2 separate regions of the Homo sapiens genome follow, and region 1 is linked to region 2. Evidence: read pairs that join two places in POLR2A ChIA-PET (ENCODE). Cell type or tissue: Panc1. All regions are shown on one strand. Links, peaks and the distances in the headings refer to the core of each region. The heading gives the core; the rest is flanking DNA.

Region 1 (5,378 bases), core at 174-5,173, 56 kb before region 2:
CAGTAGAGAGCTCTGTGTTGAGGAGAGCTCAGTGTCTGTGGAGAGATCTGTGGTGTGGAGAGCTCTGTGTATGTGGAGAGCTCTTTGGTTTGGAAAGCTCTGTGGTGAGGAGATGTCTGTGTCTGTAGAGAGCTCTGCGGTTTGTGGAGCTCTGTGGCTTGTCAAGCTCTGTTGTGTGTAGCTCTGTTGTGTGTAGTGGTCCGTGTCCGCTCAGAGCTCTATGTCTGTGGAGACGTTTATGGAGGCACTGACCCTTTCACAGCACCAGTGTTTACTCCTGAATATGTGGGTATTGGGTCCAGCTCGTGGCCTTCTCTAGCTGTCTTGTGTTCTTCCTTATCTTGTGGCTTAGCAGCCCACAAATGTACTTCCTGGAGAGGAGAATGCAGCCTCCACCAGACCTCTCTAGCTTTCAAATCAAGTGTGGCCTAAAGCTGCCTCCTTGTGTATTTTAATTTCGACCTAAAGCTTTCTCTGTACATCACGAACAGTAACCTAAATGGAATTGTAAACAGACCGTAGCCTACTCTTGTGCCAATCGCTGAGTTTTGGCCAATCTAAGGTGGCCAGCTCTTCAACCATGTTCAACTACTGCAAACCCCAAGCTTAACAAATCTGGCTGTTTCCGTACCTCATTTCCATTTTCTGTACATCTCTTTCCTTTTTCGGTCTTAAATTTTCTTCCACCACATGGCTGTGCTGGAGTCTCTGAGTCCACTCTGGGTCGGGAGGCTGCCTGATTTGTGAATCACTCTTTGCTCAGTTAAACTCCTTTACATTGGCTAATTGGTTTTACTTTTTTTTTTTTTTTTTTTTCTTTTTGACAGAGTTTTGCTCTTGTTGCCCAGGCCGGAGTGCAATTGCTATGGCGTGATCTTGGCTCACCGCAACCTCCGCCTCCTGGGTTCAAGCAATTCTCCTGCCTCCGAGTAGCTGGGATTACAGGCATGTGCCACCACGCCCAGCTAATTTTTTGTATTTTTAGTAGAGACGGGATTTCTCCATGTTGGTCAGGCTAGTCTCAAACTCCTGACTTCAGGTGATCCACCCACCTCGGCCTCCCAAAGTGCTGGGATTACAGGCGTGAGCCACTGCGCCTGGCCCGGTTTTACTTTTAACAAGCGTGAGAGCATCTGTTGCTGAGCTATGTGGGCAACATGCATGTGAGGTGCGGCCCTGCCCTCCAGGACACGCAGCTTCATGAGTAGAGAAGAAATCTTATCCAAGGGCGAGTAGCAAGAACACAGCAAACCAACGCACACAGAGGGCGATCCAGCAGTCAGACTGGGCAGATGGAAACAGCTGAGGGTCTTCAGTGTCTCGCGATGGGAGAGGCGGCCTAGTCTGAGAAACTGAGGCAGGAGGGACTGCCTGGCTTCTGGAGGGAGAGGAGGAGCCTGTCCCAGGCCCAGCCATGTTGGTGACAGCAAACTACCGAACTACTGGAGGGAGAGGCCCGGGCTGTCAGGGAGCACTGCCGGCTGCTGAGAGGACAGGGAGCCCCGGGCCCCCCCTGCAGAGGTTCCTGCTCAGGTCCTCCGGAGCCTGGGTGGAGCAGAGTAGGGTCGTGACCTGTGGGGACCCTGCAGTGCCCAGATTTAGAATTCTGCCAACCTCCAAGCTCACCATCAGCCTCCTGCAGCCCCACTTGTTTCTGGGGCAGCTACTGGACCCCGACCCCATCGTCCCCAGGCAGGGGGTCGCAGCCGCAGGTCTGTGGGGGCTGGTGTCTGGCCTCCCTCCTTCTGGCTGGCTGAGCAAAATATCTGCAGGGCGCAGAGCAGGTCACAGGGATGCTAATTAGAAAGGATAAAGCTTTTGTGGCCTAAGGCGGTTGTGGGGTTCGCTTCCAGTCTTTGAGAACACAGGAGACAATCTGTTTTGAAATCAACATAGAGGCTCCCCAAATCAATACAGTTTCCCCTCCTTTGGGGCTACGACACTGGCTTTTCCACGTGAAGACAGCAAAGCGAGAGGGTCGGTAGCCTGGTCTGCTCTCCGCCCGCGTGCAGACATGGCAGCAAAGAGGCACCCAGAGAAGCCCCCGGGGCCTGGGGCTCTTTGTAAAAAGACAAGGCCCTGAGCAACAAACTGGCTCCTGCCGCTGAGGACGACAACCGTGCACGGCTGCCCGGCGGGTCCGCACTGCCTGCCGCTCCAGTGTCCTGCCCGCTCCGCAGCAACCCCGAGCTCTGCCTCCTGTCCACCCGTGTGTCTGTGCACACAGCATGTTGCTGTCAGGGAACGGCCTCCTGCTTCTCGAGTGCCATGGGACTGGCTTTTGTTTGTGTTTTTCTTACCTAGGACTGGGACAAAAGATGGCCTGGAGCCAGGAGGTGCCGCCCACCAGTAGGGCTAGGCTGGGAGAGCTACTTTTTCCCCACCAGAGCCGCCTCTGCTTTCAGTCCCAGGCTGCACCCCGCTGGCCTTTCTGGGCCACACCAGGACCATTCTCTTGGCAAAATCTGAGGGAAGTGAGGAAACCAAGGGCTCTTATGAAATGGACAGAGTGCGGGGTGGGCACCAGCTGGGCTGCGTCCCTGGCCAGAGCTGTCGGCCAAGTTGGAGGACAGAACAGGGTGCTGGGAGGGAAACATGGATTCACTGCAGTGCTCAGGCCACCAAGCACACCACCTCCCAGACACGAGGGAAACCCCAGCATCGGCAGAGGAGTGAGATTTTGCCACAGTCTGGCCCTGGCAGTTGAGGAGCAGCTGGTGGGAGGCGGGAGATGTGCAGGCTGAGCACAGGCTCATGTGTGCGATGACTCAGGTCCCTCACTGGAGACACCAGCTGAGAGGAGAGACTGCAGGGCCTGGCACACACAGGGCCACTCTTCCTGCTGCCGGCCAGAAGGAGCTGTGTACACACAAGGCAGAGAGAGAGAGAGAAACATTAACCAAATTGCAAGTTTCGGATCATTTGTCTTCTTGTTGCTTCAGAAAAAGTTTATCTTTCAAGCAGGCCCACCTGTTCTTGTAAAACCTTATCTGGGCTATTTGGGAGCGAGTCATCAGTGCTTGTTCAAACATTCCACTGAAGAGGGGAACAGAAAGGAGGGGAGGTGCGAAGGTCATTTTCAAATTTGGAAATCTTTTTTCCCTTGCTTGAAGAAAGAGAGCTCTGCACTGAATGGGTTTGTCCCTCACATTTCCCTCTGATCTTTCAGGGAGCCCAGGTCGGTCCGGGGTGCAGCTGCATCCATTTGTGGGTACATACCAGCCAGAAAAGTTGTGTTAATTTGCAGCGAATATTTTCAAACTCCTTTCTTAAAGATGAAAGTGTTGCAACCTTGTCTTGGCTCCTGCCAGGCTGTGTGGCAAGCGTGTGTGTGAGTGCAATGTCCTGATTCCCGGGGATGCTGAATGAAAGCCCAACTCTGCATGATCCCCTGGCCCACGCCTCCGAGCCTTTCCTGCTGGGAGGTGCACCTGATGTGCACAGGCCCTTGGATCAGGCATGCGTGTTCTGTCTTAAGATTATGCTAAAGGAATTCAGGCCAAAGGCAATGACTTAGATTTTTGGCTGACTTAGATTTTTGGCTGAAATTTCACATCACAGTGCTGTAATTGTAATTAATTATGTTGCTGTGTTTCTTTACAAGGTTGTAAAGCACAAAAGCTGAGGTCGCAGGATGGTCTTGAATGATTGACTAAAATTGTCTGCTTCTCTAATGCTAGGCAGAATATATAAAAAGATAAATTCTATTAAAACCCCTCCTTCCAGAGAGCAGAAAATAAAGGGACTCAAAGTCCATCACTCTCGTGTGCTGCCTAGGGCAGCACTGGGGCCACAGACACTCTTGCTGATGGCTGTTTTGTGTGTGCTGCAGGCTTCCTAATAGAAAGGAGGCTTTGTAAGAGCACAGAAACATGCCCATGCTTCTTGGATGTGCCCTGGAACAGAGCTGAGCAAACAACGTGAAAGCAATATGTGGTATTGATTACTCAGCAAATATAAACAATCCCATACTCTTTACAGTAATCCTTTATTCAGCGTTTTTCAACCTTTAAAAAAGTTGAAGTCATTCTACTTTGATGCCTCTCTCCTTTGCTCAACTGCCCTCTGCCTAGAGCAGGCCACGTCCCTACTGGGGCAGGGAGCTCACTGGCCTCCAAGGTCCTGTTTATCCGCAGCTTCAGTGGAAGGAGGTCCACTCTCCTGCTGTTGCCACCTCCTGGTTGAGCAGCACCTTGTCCAGAACCGCCTCGTCTTCATTCTCATTGTCTTTATTTCTGGTTTTCTGCTGTGCCGCATTTATCCCATGCATATATGACAGCCTTTAAGAAACATCAGAGAGTAACAGAGACGGAGGTGCCGAGAATCAGCAAATGGAGAAGCCCTGGGCTCTGTTCCCCAGTGCTGTTGTGTTAAAGGATTTTGTTATTGTCAGTGGTGGTTTGCCCTTTTTGAAAAATGGAAGCATCAAAGTTTTAAACTTATGCTATCATTAAAATAACAACAACATTCATTGTCTGAAACAAAAATTAACTGTGAAGTGAGAATTTGAGAAGTCTCAGCCAGAACACAGTGCTGACCTTCATCTGCGTTTTGTAGCCACCACGTCCAATCCATCACCTGCTGGTTGTAGCGGCAGAGAGAAGGATGCAACCCCTGTCCTGCTGTTGTTTTATGGCTGATGATTCATGAAGACAGAAAAAATGCCCTCATTTTGGCAGCTTTCATTTGATCATTCTTTCCCACCTTCCCCAGCCTCTGGGAGATGTGTTTATTGCCAGCTTCACTGCAGAGGAGACAAATAAGTAACCCAGATGTTGGTGTTTGTGGTGCCTTTGCAGACACCTCCATGACACGTCATATCATACACTGCATATTGGATGTAACGTGAGCAATTTATGAGTCCAGACGCATCGACTGCTCTCCTTGTGCCCCTGCTGACATTCCCAAGAGATCAATATCCTGTAAAAGCCTGAAGATTGCTTCCTTTAAATGGTAAGTGCCTGCTCCATGCCTTGGAGATAAGACATTTCTACTCTTGGTCCTTAGTCACTATAAAATCACAATGTGATTCTGTAGAATTAAAAGGTGATAAATAAGCTTAGGAAATGATGTTGTTTCGGGGAAGAACGTGGACTCACTGCTGTGTCTCCTCAGTCCTTCCTTCTGGCACTCCTCTTTCCATGGAGACAGTGCTTCAGCAGGACCACCTGAACAGGCCAGTATCTGTGGGCTCGGATTTCTTACTTCTCATTATTTTATTTCAGAGAGAGTTTAAAGTGTGCATCATGTCCATTTAAATTTACTGACAATGTTTATCTAATCTATCTGCCTACGAACCTACTCCTCCATCCACACACACATACTTTGTTCAAGAAAGAATTTAAGGTGCTTTCTTCACTAGAAAAGGTATCTATTAT
Region 2 (5,378 bases), core at 207-5,206:
AAAATATTACACGATGTCAATGAGCTTTGACAGAACTTAAAGTTGCCTAACGTTCTTATAATTTGAGTCCCCAAAGAGGTGAGAGAGGACAGACAAAAAGTACTGGAAGAAATAAGGAATGAGAAATTTTCAAATCTGTTGAAAACTATAAACCCACAAATCTAAGAGGCTCAGTGAACTCCAAGCACAAGACACATGAAGAAAATTATGCCAAGACATAGAATAATAAAATTGCTTGAAACCAGTGACTTAAAAATTTAAAGGCAACTAGAACAAAGGAACGTTACACACATAGAAACAGACAAAATGACAGCATACTTCTCAGAAACAATGCAAGACAGAAGACATCGAAGCATCATCTTTAAGGATTGAAAGAAAATGACTAACAACCTAGAATTCTATACTCAGCTAAAATATCGTTCAAAAAGCAAAGGTAAGACTTCCAGCTTCCTTAAAGTCCCTACTATGTCCTAACAAGTAAAAAGCTGAACAAACTGAAAAAAGTGAGGTCACAGGACAAACTGCTGCCCCCAAAAGTAGATTAACAAGCAGCAGTTTGCTCTGTGACCTCACTCCAGCCCTCCTTAGCCATCCTGTGTGACTTAAGCAAGTAGGGAAAAAAACAAAAAACTCAGAAACATATGTGAAGTTCACAGTCCAGAAGCACAGGTTCACTAAAATACCTAGTCATACAACTACAGAATGCTTCCTCTCCGTTAATACATTACCAGCACATTGCCAGAGGCCTTGTTAACAGCAGTTTCTTTACCTGGTGAATCATGTCTGGCTATCAGGAAAAAAATTAGGCATACTAAAAACAACAACAAACACACAGAGTGAGCAGCAGAACCAGACATGGCAGGGATGTTGGAATTATCACAATTTAAGTAACTATGATTAATATGTTAAAGGGCTGTAGTTGACAAAATAGCATGCAAGAACGGATGAGCAATGTAAGCATAGAAATGGAAATCCTAAGAAAGAACTAGAAATGCTACACATCAAAAAACACTGTTACAAAAGAAGAAATCTCAAATTTAAAAAATATTTTGAGCTAAATAAAAATGAAAACATACCAAAATTTGTAGAGTGCAGCAAAAATGGGTTGGAAGGAAATGTATAGTATTGAATGTGTGCATATATTAGAAAAGAAGAAAGAGCTAAAATAAGCCTCAAAGAAACTAGAAAAAGAAGAACAAATTAAATCCAAGAAGAAAAGAAATAATAAAAATTATAGCAGAAATTGATGAAATTGAAATCAGGTACCAACAAAACCAAAAGCTTTTTCTTTGAAAAGATCAATAAAATCTATAAGCCTCTATGCAGGCTAAGAAAGAGAGGACACACATTACTAATAGCAGAAATGCAAGTCAGGATATTGCTAGAAATTACATGAACACTATAAATATAATGAAAGAATATTATGAACAATTCTGTGCCCAGAAATTTGATAACCTAGATGAAATGGACCAGTTCCTTGAAAGATGCAATTTCCCAAAAGTCATACAAAAAGAAATAGATAATCTGAATAAGCATATATCTGTTTTTAAAACTTGAATCAATAACAGCCTTCCAAAGCAGAAATCACCAGGTTCAGGTGATTTCCTTGGTGAATTCTACCAAGCATTTAAGGAAAAAGTTATATCAATTATTACAATCTCTTTCAGAAGATAAAAGCAGAGAGAATACTGTCTAACTCATTCTGTGAAGTCAGCATTACCCTAATACCAAAGGCAGACAAAGATGCTACAAAAAAAGCAAATTACAGACCTGTATCATGTATTAACACTGATGCAAAAATTCTAAACGAAATACTAGCAAACTGAATTCAGCATTTTATTTAAAGGATTTGACACCGAGGCCAAGTGAAATTTGTTCCTGGAATGCAAGGATGGTCCAACATATGAAAATCGATCAAGGTAATACACCACATTAACTAAATGAAATAAACCACATGATAAATCTCAATTGATGAAGAAAACTATATGTCAAATTCAACACTCTTTTATTATAAAAACACCCCAAAAACTAGAAATAGGAGGAAACTACTTCAACCTAATAAAAGCTCTATATGAAAACTGCACAGCAAATGCTGGGTGCAGTGGCTCATGTCTGTAATCCTAGCATTTTGGGAGGCCAAGGCAGGTGGATCACGAGGTCAGGAGATCAAGACCATACTGGCTAACATGGTGAAACCCCGTCTCTACTAAAAATACAACAACAACAAAAAAATTAGTTGGGAGTGGTGGCATGCACCTGTAGTCCCAGCTACTCAGGAGGCTGAGGCAGAAGAATAACTTCAACCTAGGAGGCAGAGGTTGCAGTGAGCCAAGATCGCGCCACTGCACTCCAGCCTGGGCGACTGAGCAAGACTGTCTCAAAAAAAAAAACAAACAAAAAAAACTTCACAGCAAACATCATACTCGATGGGGAAACACTGAAAGCTTTTCCTGTAATATTAGTAACAAAGCAAGGATGTCCACTTTTGCCACTTCTTTTCAACATAGAGCTGGAAGTTCTAGCCAAGCAATTAGGCAAGAAAAAGAAATTCCTGGCTATTAATAAAATGAAGCTTACTGCTTTAACTTAAGAGGTTAGAGCATTTATCTGGGACATATTGGGCACTAAGCAAATATTTCATTAATGCATATTGGATGTCACAGAATGGATGTTTCATGTCAAAAGCATGAACTGATATATATATCAAATCAATGCTCTTTTGGTGTCTTTTCACCTTAAGACTTACGAATGTGCTATCTAAATAATTGTATTATTTAAAAATAAGTAAATGAAGTAAAATAAAATTTTAAGACAATGAAGGATAATATTTTCATAATCTCAGGGTAGGGAGGAAGAAAGGTTTTCCCTATATCTCCATCCCATAGCCACTCAGTTGCCCTCCCTGGAGGCCACTCTTGTTTCTAGTTCCTTTGGATCATCCATGGATATTCTAAATATATGCATGCAATTTGTATGTATATGTTTGTGAGTATAGATAAAAGAATAAATAGTATTCCTATTTTTTTTTGCCAAATTGATAGCCAGGAGTGAATCTAGGATTTAGCAACCACATTATTGTAGAAATCTGTTTAACAAATTTCCAAGCTTTGTGTGAGCCCTGTCCCACTGTACAGGCTTATTTAATCTGAAAACTCATTTACAGTTTAAAAAGTAATCTTTCTGCCTTTCTCTCTTCCCCTCTCTCTTTCTCCTCCAGTATACACAGATTTTAAGAGAAAGACTGAGAGAGTCAATTCACAATGTTCAGTATGTGGAGCCTCCTTTTGATGACTCAATTGCTGATATAGGTAAAGAATGGAAGAGTGCCCTGGCAAAATTAAAGTTTGCTAATTCATATAGAATGGAGCCATTGAAGAAATTCCAAGCTCATTCAGTAGAAACTAAAGTCCAGCAGATACTAACAGTAGGTTGATAAATATATATGATAGCAGTATTGTATGAGGGTTCTACAGAGAAACAGAAATTATATATACGAAGAAATTTATTCCAGGAATTGGCTCATACAATTGTCACTAGAACCAGAAGGTATTGTGTCATTGGTGCAGGCACAACAAGTTAGTTAATCAGAGATGTGTAGTCTGTCTGCTAGGTGTCCAGTTCTGCTCCTGGTTTGTAAGAGTAATGCTTTATAGTCCACAAGCCATGTCCATTTCCTTCAAGCTATACATTAATTTATTAATAAACATGGTTAGAAATCTTTGATTTCATTTTCCTGGAGGCCAGAGAAAAATTAGTGGAGTGAGAGACTAGAGGGGAGGGCTGGAAAGAAGTAGTTTTAATATGAGCCCACTGAGCAGGGCAGTGACTTGGTACAGGTTCTGAGTCCAAGTAATCTTCAGTATAAGAAAACCAAAATCTGAATTTTAATAAATGTATAAATTTAAAAAGGTTTCTTTCCTTTACCTAAGAATTTCCTTTACCTTCTAGAAGTCTTCTTTAGAAAATCTCCTTGTGTCTATTAACTGTTTGGCAGAGTAGTCTAGTAAATTACAACTTACAGCTTGTATCGCTAATGAAAAGTAATTGAATATAATTTGAAAACCCCAATAAATATTCCTCAAAATTGTTACTGAAATAGGTAAGCATAAAATTTATTTAATATTATTTAGTTAGGAATATATTTATTTTAAAACAGTTATATATATATTATTTAGACATGTTTTCTACTTGAATTTTTATATAGAAAATATTTGGTTTGAAAATAAAAGTATTTTTCTTAAATTTTCTTAAAGGAAAGTCTTAAAGATGTCAAATATGATGATAAAGTATTCTCTCACTTGTCACTTGAATTGGCAGACCGCATACTGTTAGCAGTCAAAGAATTTGGGTACCACCGTTATAAGTTCATTATAAAAGTATTATTTATTCAAAAGACTGGCCAAGCAATAAATGTAAGTACCCCATTGATACAGGATCTAGCAATTAGAACTATAAGGCATCTCCTCCCTAGTGATTTGATTTTTATTGTGATGACTCAAGGGCATGCCATAGATTCTGAGGTACTTTTTGAAGGAAAGTATCATGTTGTTAAGTATATTTATTTCACTGTAAATTATTTGAAAAGTACAAACCAGCTGGGTTCGTTGGCTCATGCCTGTAATCCCAGTAGTTTGGGAGGCTGAGGCAGGTGGATCACCTGAGGTCAGGAGTTTGAGACCAGCCTGGCTAACATGGTGAAACCCCGTCTCTACTAAAAATACAAAAATTAGCTGGGCATGGTGGTGGGTGCCTGTATTCCCAGCTACTCGGGAGGCTAAGGCAGGAGACTCACTTGAGACTGGGAAGCAGAGGTTGCAGTGGCCCGAGTTCGCTCCACTGCACTCCAGCCTGGGCAACAGACTCAAAAAAAAAGAAAGAAAAGTACAAACCTAGAAGTAGCAATTTGGTACTACTAATTTATTAAATTGCACTGCTATTCTGTTCCTTGATCATATCAATTTTGACAGTTTAATGTCATTTAAGTTAACCAGTAAATTTATTTTGGGCACTAATAGGTGTTAGGTACTAAGGAAAATCAAGGAATGATAAAACACGGACCATGATTCTCAAGGAGATTTTACTCTACTTAAGGAGATAAAGCAGCACAATTTAGAATTCAGGGAAATAAAATGATAGGGATAATGTAAACAGCCTGGGTTTTGGAGTCAGATTGCCTCTGCCACACTTGCTGGCTGTGGCCTTGGCACAGTTTCTTCATCTATAAAATGGTGATGATAAAACTGGCTTCCTAGAGCTGTTGTGAAGATTAAATGAAATTATCTGTATTAAAATCCTTAACATAATCACCAGCACAGAGCCCTCAATAAACAGCAAGGTAATTATAAACATTATTTATTAATAAAGAGATAATATCACTA

The links. ChIA-PET counts read pairs that join two places held together with the same protein. Peaks named below come from ENCODE experiments on the same cell type or tissue, not always from the same donor. Only the 100,000 strongest peaks of a DNase experiment are listed, where the experiment ranks them.
Region 1: POLR2A ChIA-PET joins it to region 2 with 5 read pairs; 12 of 35 experiments call an interaction of 5 or more read pairs at or near these places.

What each region holds. Positions count from the first base shown.
Region 1 is chr6:169,798,312-169,803,689 of GRCh38, reverse strand. LINC00242 (long intergenic non-protein coding RNA 242) reads left to right here and starts at 4,865. Exons shown (of 2, transcript NR_026781.1): 1 at 4,865-4,953. LINC00574 (long intergenic non-protein coding RNA 574) reads right to left here. Exons shown (of 3, transcript NR_026780.1): 3 at 817-2,859. RefSeq lists enhancers at 1,108-1,800, 1,801-2,494, 2,495-3,187. In Panc1, for the core only: no CTCF peak of the experiment used is centred there; a DNase peak (open chromatin) is centred at 2,779; H3K27ac peaks cover 991 bases.
Region 2 is chr6:169,742,114-169,747,491 of GRCh38, reverse strand. DYNLT2 (dynein light chain Tctex-type 2) reads left to right here. Exons shown (of 4, transcript NM_174910.3): 2 at 3,218-3,424; 3 at 4,254-4,412. Among named protein-coding and RNA genes, the nearest start is that of DYNLT2, 6.8 kb to the left of the region's middle. In Panc1, for the core only: no CTCF peak of the experiment used is centred there; no DNase peak of the experiment used is centred there.